2 separate regions of the Homo sapiens genome follow, and region 1 is linked to region 2. A link is a contact called in ENCODE Hi-C or POLR2A ChIA-PET data. All regions are on one chromosome and are shown on one strand. The core of a region is the stretch at or near the end of the contact, and the rest is flanking DNA. Distances in the headings are between cores, read along the strand shown. Region 1 holds the start of RAB5B (RAB5B, member RAS oncogene family). Region 2 holds the start of ITGA7 (integrin subunit alpha 7).

Region 1 (4,186 bases), core at 1,277-3,776, 270 kb before region 2:
TAGTCAAGTAATGTGAACATGCAGAGACCATGAACATCCAGAGACCATGAATTTGAGATAAGGGTCTGAAATTCCTTTCTTTAGCAGAGATGCCAACAATTATCCCAACCAAAATGATCCTTTCTCCCCATAAAGTTTTGTTCCATCTCTTTGGGCACTTCCTAGGACACCCAGCACACAACTTGGGGTGTGTGTGTTTGTGTGTACTCAAGGTGAATAACACACAGTACAGCCCTCTGCTTGTCGGACTTGGTAGAAGACAAAATGAACTGTGAAAGGAACACAATAAATAACAGAGTATCATCCCAGAAGGGAAAACTGTAGAAAGAATAAGACTAGAGTTTGATGAGAACATGAAAACACAATTGCCTTTTGTGACACATCCCCCAAAGCAAAGCAAGATTAGTCTGATTTGCTGTCTCTGATCCTTGACCTTCCTAAATGAAATATGAATAAGGTATGTGTGGGAGGATTTATACTTCTTAAACTGCTGTACACCTTCCATATTTTAAAATATGTACATATTAACTTTTGTAATTAAGAAATGTAGTGATGGCCGGGTGTGGTGGCTCACGCCTGTAATCCCAGCACTTTGGGAGGCCGAGGTGGGCGGATCATGAGGTCAAGAGATTGAGACCATCCTGGCCAACATGGTAAAACCCTGTCTCTACTAAAAATACAAAAATTAGCTGGGCGTGGTGGCGCACGCCTGTAGTCCCAGCTACTTGGGAGGCTGAGGCAGGAGAATCTCTTGAACCTGGGAGGTGGAGGTTGCAGTGAGACTCCGTCTCAAAAAAAAAAAAAAAAAAAAAAGAAATGTAGTGATAAAATATATTGGTAGAGACGCAGAAAAGGAGGAAGTACAGTAAGGGAAAATCCAATAGGCTCCAATCTATGAGGGACTAAGAAGGCTAGCAGACCATTAAAAATATGTGGGGAGGAGGGTACTCCACTCCTCTGCTTTGGCAATCTTTGTCTTTTTTTTTTTTGGAGACAGGGTCTCATTCTGTTGCCCAGGCTGGAGTGCAGTGGGAAGATCATGGCTCACTGCACCCTCGAACTCCCGGGCTCAAGTGATCCTCCTGTCTCAGCCTCCCAAAGTGCTGGGATTACAGGCGTGGGCTACTGCACCTCTGTATCTTTTTCTCTACTCACCATCTTCCCCAGATACTTCATAGTTTGACCCAACTTTCTAACAGCACAGAAATCTGGGCTTTTGAAGTAGACAAAGAACAAGGGGTGATGCCAAGCTTTTGAAATGGAATTTCTCACTCTTCCCCAAATCTCTTCCTCAGTGATATCACCGCATAGTTTCGGACCTGTTAACTCCATTACCTGCCTGGGAAATACCCAAGTCAAGTCTAAGTCCCACAAAAGTTTCACCAACTATGATCAGAAGATCTCCTGATGGCTGAGGATCTCTAAGCCCCTTTCCCATGTAGATAATGAAATAGATATGAAATAGATTCTCAGTTCTAGGAGACATGGTATTTGCTATAGACCACATTATTAAGTGGGAAAGAAGTGGACAAAACATGCCCCCAATCCAACTTCTTAGCTCTTTCATAGGACATGAAACAGTAAGTTAAGAAACAGACTGCAGTATAGACCAGCTATGAGGCCAACAGAAAGTGTAGGGGCTGAGTTTGGAGCAGCCAACAGTCATGGAAAAAAAAAAATTACTTTGATCTTCATCCCTACCCTGGGAGTTTTAAAAAGCTTCAAATTACCACATCTAAACACTAAAGGGAACAAAAGAGTGTGTACTCCCAAGACCCAGAGCCCCCAGCCCACCCTTCAGCATTCCCAGAAGTTCCCATAACTGATACCAGGCCCTGCTTCCATTACTTCAACTACCTTAGTCTTCTAGATTAATACAGCCTTCTTCATTTTCCCCAGTTCTCCCTCACTGAACCCAAATCTCTCTCAGCTCAACACCATAGCACCCTCAGTTCTTTTTACAATAGGCACTTTCCCTGAAAAGAACGCTTCTTACCCAACTAAGAACCCTTCTCAGGCCCTTCCAATGAACCTCTCTGCAGGGACCCAGCCCCAGTCACCCCCGGGGCTCGGGCGACAGGTCTGACCCTCCTCACCTCCCGGCAAATGGGCTTACCTCACCCGCTGCCCTGTTCCTTTCCCCAGCTCCTCCCTCTTCAGCGCTGCTTAATGAGGCCTGCCCCTGCCCTCACTCAAGCTCCAGGCCTCCAGCCCCCGGCCCTCGGCCTGGCCGCCGCCACAGCCCAGCCGCCTTCCCGACTCACCAACTTCGGGGTCCCAGGCCGCCCAGTCCCCTCCTCAGCGACCCCCATTAGGCCTGCCGGGGCCCGGCCCCCTTCTCCCCTCTCCGGTGGGCCACTCTAACCCCTCGCTTAGGACCAGACCCGCCTCCGCTCTCAGGCCAGGCTGCTCTCATCTCCCGGGCGCTTCCGCCCCTGCCCTTTGGGCTCCATCAGCTCGGTACCTGGGGCTCCGTCTCCCCCGTCGGCCCCAAGCCTGTGTCGAACAGACAAACAGCTGCAGCTCAACCAAACCCTCCTGCCCCTCCTTCTCCTCCTCGCCCTGGGGCGGGGCTCCAGCCAATAGCTCGATTACCCGCCTACCTTCGAGGGTGGGCTATATGTGCACTCATCCACCAATCCTCTGGAGAAAGGCGAGTCTCTTTGGGCGCTGTCACCAACAAGTACGAGCAAGGGACGCGACAGGCGGGGCCACAAGCCAATAGCGAGGGAGAAACCTCGAAGATGGACGAGGTAAGGAGCCATTAAAGAGCAAGCTCCTGAAGACAGGGGGCGGTACACTGCCGACAGGCGTATGTATCCACCAATAAAATCTCGACACCCCATGACCCCGCCTTTTGACTCATAAACATCTAATCAGGTGAGTGATGGAGGCGGGTCAAAGTGAAACTTTAACCAGTACTGCGAAAATACGGTACTTGACTGGCAGGCAAGGAGGGGTTGAAGGAAGCCTTAGGAAGGCCGCTACTGACCTTCGCCCCTCCCCCTGGACTTGGCTGGGGCTGGCTCTAGTGCCCTGCCTTCTATGACAAATTCGCGGGCGTAAAGGGAAATACCTCTTCTAGGGATCCGGAGCCTGGGAATTTAAGTAACCCTGACATCAGCGCTTCCTCCTTTTAGTGAGGCTTCAGTGGACAGGCGTATTTGGGGTGGCCGCGGGCGGTCTGAGATGTTTTTTGGTGGAATGAGACAATGGCAACTACAAGAAGTGGTAGCTTGGAGACGCTTTTTCAGAATCGTATGTAAATGTAAATAAAAGAATCTTTGGAAAACTTTTCTGTCTGTGATATGAAACAGAAAGGAAAAACGGCGGGCTTACTGGGAAATGCAGTGTCGAAAGGCAAATTCCCCGGGAGCCCTCTTCCTGCCGCTATGTATGTGCATGGGTGTGTGTATGTATGGGGTGTGTGTGCATATATGGTGTGTATGTGGTGTGTGTGTATTTGGTATATGTATACGTGGTGTGTGTGGTATATGTGTGTATATGATGTGTGTGTGGTGTGTGTATGTGATGTGTGTGTGGTGTGGTGTGTGTGTGGTATGTTGGCTGGGGGAAAGGAGGTTTGCTGGTGTGTGGAGAAAGTGAAGTAGGAAGTATATAGGCTTCAGTTTCCCCAGCCATAAATAGGGATGATAATAACCACTTTGTTCACCGTCAGCACTAGCCAAAATGGGGTGGGGTGGGCAGCCATGCACAGAGAGATTAGGAAAAGGGGTCTGAAATCAATGATCACATACACACATTCATATTCTGTCTCCCACCATTCTTTCAGTAAATAAGAGGAGGAAAGAGATGAACTATAAAACTAGGCACATTTTTTTAATGAGCTACAAACTAAATTACAAATAACGTTAATAGCAAGAGCACTCAAGGACAAGGGTGACAGAGACAAATCATAAAAAAAAAATGCTTTTTTTTTTTAGCACTGTCATTACAAAACCCCAAGGTGCACATGGCAACAAATCCACCCACTATGACCAAAAAAAAAAAAAAAAAGCCAACTCTACTATTGGATATAACCTGAAATATAAATATAATTGTTCATCCTTCTTTTAAAGAAATATTTTTACCCATGCCCTCACTCAATCACAGCCCTGAAAAAGTGTCAGCATTCTCAAAATGATGCCTAAACCCTAACTTCTAACTCCTATGGGGTAGGAGGTGG
Region 2 (4,103 bases), core at 1,203-3,702:
ATGTGGAGTCTCTGTCACCCAGGCTGGAGTGCAGTGGTGCCATCTCAGCTCACTGCAACCTCCGTCTCCTGGGTTTAAGTGATTCTTGTGCCTCAGTCTCTGGAGTAGCTGGGATTACAGGTACCCGCCACCACACCCGGCTAATTTTTGTATTTTTAGTAGAGACAGGGTTTCACCGTGTTGGTCCGGCTGGTCTTGAACTTCTGATCTCAGGTGATCCGCCTGCTTCGGCCTCCCAAAGTGCTGGGATTATAGGCGTGAGCCACCGCGCCCGGCCCCGTCTAGTTTCTTAATTTCCCTCTTCACCTACGATATTATCTTCCACTCCAACATTCTGGTCTCATTTCTCCTTGAGAGAAATCTACATGTCTAAATTTACTAGGCTGGTCTAGCACGCTCTTGTGTGTTCCCCTCCCTCCTTTGCCCCTCTATTTATAGCCAGGCTAATTTTGGGTGGCCTCTCTCTCTCTTCTTTCCTGATCTTTCCTCCTGTGGTGGTGAGGTGACTTCTCAAATATTTGGAGAGAGGAGGTCAGAAGCAGATTCTTGGCATCTGATTTCAGCCCTGGATCACAGAAGCCAGTGGAGTGGGAATGGAGACAGGCAGAAGCTGCAGGTGCAGATAGGAGGCAGCTTGGGCTCTAAAGGCATTTTGAGCTGGGTCGGGGGCGGGGGGACCTGGGCAGGGAGTCAGTAGTCCCAGTTCTGTCCTAATTTTGCAATTCTGCATTCCCATGTCAGCTCTTCTCTACTGTCTGGGGCTCTGAGATATTAAAAAGGATGGGGAGGGCATGGTGAAAGTAGAATCCTGGTGCCAGCCCTGCTGACAGCATATGTATTTCCTTATAGTACCTGTTTAGAGATGTGTTAGTGCTCTGGAGGGGATAGCCACAGGTGTAGTATTGGAAAACAGAGGGCCAGACTTCCAAATGTCTGTTAACTTATCCAAGGCAAAGACTGTCCCAGGGCAGCAGAGTAAGAACCCACTTTTTTTTTGTTTTCAAAGAAGTATAATCCTGAACAATGAAGTAGGAAAGACAGAACACAGGAAGAGGAAGGAGGTAGGACACTTATTGGAACTTTTAAGAAAGGGAAAGAGAAGAAAGAATCGTAAGAATATGATAGTGTTTGAAGGGCAGAGACAACACTAGAAACATTGAGAAATACTCTGAGAAAGATTCCAAGTGTGGCAGAGACAAGAATGATGACAAAATAGAATTTGGGATGAGACAAAATCAGATAGTGAGAGAGAGAAGGGAAGATGGACAGATGTATATTCACAAGACCAACACCAGTAAGCAAGGGGAGTAGGAAGGGGAAGTGGGAGCATTCGAGGTTCCCATTATGCCAAATTATTTCCTGTCTCTCCTTCTGGCCCCATTTCTGTATCGGAGTTATAAATAGCAGAGAGTTGGAAAGTGTCCCCCCACCCCCTTGCCTCTGTCCCAGCCTGAGGGAAAGGGAGAGGAAGAGGGACAGGCCAATGGGTCCCTGTGGAGATCCCATCTCAGCCCCACCCAGGTCCTGCTGAGCCAGTCCAGGACTCTGCCCCCTCCCATCCCCTTTCATGGATAGGAAATGTGCAGTCCTGGGACGGGTCTGGTAGCTGGGGACACCCTTTACATCCCTCTGCCTCTTGGGTCCAGTCTCTTTCATCTTTGCCTTCTTTGACACCCACTCCCCTCCCCACTGCTTAATTTCCTCTTCCTGTAATCATCCCCAGTCGTTTTCTTTTCTCCCTTCATTCCATCCCTTGTCAATTAATCTCTTGCCCTTCTTTCTTCCTCTCTATTCCTTTCCTTTTTCCATTTCTCCATTTGCTCCCCGTATCTCCCGAGTTTCTCTCTCTCTTCTTGCCTCTTTTTCTCTGTTCCCTTGAATCCTGACGATGTGGCTAGCACTGCTGTGGTCATTGCCGGGCTGGGGGCGGGGGATGGGATAGGATGGGGGAGGGCAGCGGTCTGATCCCAACAGCAGAAAGAGTGCTCTATGTGACCATGGGGGAACAGGGAGCACTAAGATGCCACGCTGCACCCAGGCCCAGGACGGCTCCCCTTTCATTTCCTCTCTATCTGCACATCTCTCTTCCCAGGTTGTCTTTTAGCGTCTTCCCAACTTCTCATCTCTTACCCTCCTTCCTCTGTTTCAGCCCCTCTCTTTCTATCTGTACTTCTCTCCCTCCGCATTCCAAGGCGCCGCCTCCACCACTCCCGGGGTGGGGATGGGGTTGGGGGAGAAGGGGAGGAGAGCGCCGCGCAGGGGCGGAGCCGGAGACGGTGCTGGGCTTGGGGGGCGTGGTGGTGGGGGGTCAGCAAGGCTAGTTTCCATCCCAGCCACCAGCCTGGGCATCCCCTTGGAGACGGGCTTGGGTCTCCACCTGCCGCGGGAGCGAGGGGCGGGGCCGGAGGCGGGGCCTGAGTGGCGTCCCCGGGAGAGGAGGCGGGAGCCGGAGTGGGCGCCGGAGCTGCGGCTGCTGTAGTTGTCCTAGCCGGTGCTGGGGCGGCGGGGTGGCGGAGCGGCGGGCGGGCGGGAGGGCTGGCGGGGCGAACGTCTGGGAGACGTCTGAAAGACCAACGAGACTTTGGAGACCAGAGACGCGCCTGGGGGGACCTGGGGCTTGGGGCGTGCGAGATTTCCCTTGCATTCGCTGGGAGCTCGCGCAGGGATCGTCCCATGGCCGGGGCTCGGAGCCGCGACCCTTGGGGGGCCTCCGGGATTTGCTACCTTTTTGGCTCCCTGCTCGTCGAACTGCTCTTCTCACGGGCTGTCGCCTTCAATCTGGACGTGATGGGTGCCTTGCGCAAGGAGGGCGAGCCAGGCAGCCTCTTCGGCTTCTCTGTGGCCCTGCACCGGCAGTTGCAGCCCCGACCCCAGAGCTGGTGAGTCACCGCACCCGCCCAGAGTCGCCATGCCCGAGCCACAGATCGTCCCCCTCCCCACTCTGTGGGCCTCCTCATTTCTCTGTTTTCTAGCCCCACCAAGACCTAGACTGCCCACAGACATCCCACATCCCAACCTGGAGCCTTGCCTCATCTGGCTTGCGTCTGAAGCTGCACTTCCCGGCCCTGAGACCAGTATTTTGCTTTAGGGATGAGTTGGAAAGCAAGGTTCTTGTCTTGGCAGCGAACCATCTCCTTCTTCTGGGCCTTTCCCCCAACTTGCATCCTTGATCCAGCCCCAGGGCCTCTGGCTCCCCTGCTTCTTCCAAGGGCTGAATTCCCCAAGGGAGGGAGACTGTCTGTCTCTGCTTAGAATGGGAGGAGATGGAAAGGACATAGAAGTTGAGGGTGCCATGAGAGGGATGCATGCAGGGCAGACTCCAGAAATAACTTCCTGCTAGAGCATTGCCATGGATGGAATGAGGGCAGCAGGGCACTGGAAGGCCAGGAGAGAGCTTCCACTTCTGTGGCTTAAGACCACGGGAAGATTGGGAGAGGATCTGCAGGTCTGCCAACCTGCAGTAGGTGGCTTGGTGATAGAGAGTGGCAGCAAACTGAACCCTCAAAGTACTAGTAGCAGTAGTAGTAGCCGCAGCAGCTGTAGCAGTGAGAGAGATCCAGGAAGGATGCTGGCCAGGCTGCTCCCCTTCCTCCTCCTTAGCAAATTTCCAACTCCAGGAATCTCAGCAGCTGGGAAGGGCCAGGAGGAGTAAGGGGTGGAGGACAATTCTAATTTTTTCTAATCAGTTCAGGACCCATGGGAGATGGATATACTTTTGTGAGGGGCCTGTGACTGGTCATGTTGCCTGTATCCTTGGCTCTTGCTACATGTCTGATTGTAAAAAGGGAGGCCAGAGGTGAAGAAAGCTTCTCACCTGCTCCTGCTAGGGGGCTTTTCTCTCTTCAACCAGTGCCTAAGCCACATTAAGTATCCATTACTGGGATCAATGCTGTCCACTGGGACTGTCTTCTGCCTCTACTGTCGGTCTGGGGGCAGGGGGCAGGGACAAGAGCTCATTTCTCCTCACTTGCTTGGGGAGTGGGGGCCTAGCTCTAATCTTTCTTCTTCCATTATCCCTATCATCTGGTAGCAGGGTCGGTGGTCCCCAAAACTTTGGGAGAGATAGAAAGCAACGGACTTCATCTCCTCTTCTGTTTACCATC

The links. A loop is a pair of places that touch in the nucleus more often than their neighbours do. ChIA-PET counts read pairs that join two places held with the same protein, here RNA polymerase II (POLR2A). Pooled maps may share reads with other maps.
Region 1: a pooled map shows a loop between it and region 2 (4-fold over the local background). The contact joins the promoter of RAB5B here to the promoter of ITGA7 in region 2. A Hi-C loop is called at or near these places in 1 of 168 maps with a recorded cell type or tissue (B cell), 2 of 37 single-sample maps with no recorded cell type and 13 of 50 pooled maps. POLR2A ChIA-PET finds 5 or more read pairs at or near these places in 11 of 52 experiments (CD4-positive, alpha-beta T cell, CD4-positive, alpha-beta memory T cell, H1 and 7 more).

Annotation. Positions count from the first base shown.
Region 1 is chr12:55,972,418-55,976,603 of GRCh38, reverse strand. RAB5B (RAB5B, member RAS oncogene family) reads right to left here and starts at 2,526. Exons shown (of 6, transcript NM_002868.4): 1 at 2,465-2,526. It overlaps CDK2 (cyclin dependent kinase 2), which reads right to left. Exons shown (of 7, transcript NM_001798.5): 7 at 3,815-4,186. RefSeq lists an enhancer at 2,633-2,782.
Region 2 is chr12:55,706,253-55,710,355 of GRCh38, reverse strand. It overlaps ITGA7 (integrin subunit alpha 7), which reads left to right and starts at 2,452. Exons shown (of 25, transcript NM_002206.3): 1 at 2,452-2,879. The coding sequence starts at 2,674. RefSeq lists a silencer at 2,329-2,538.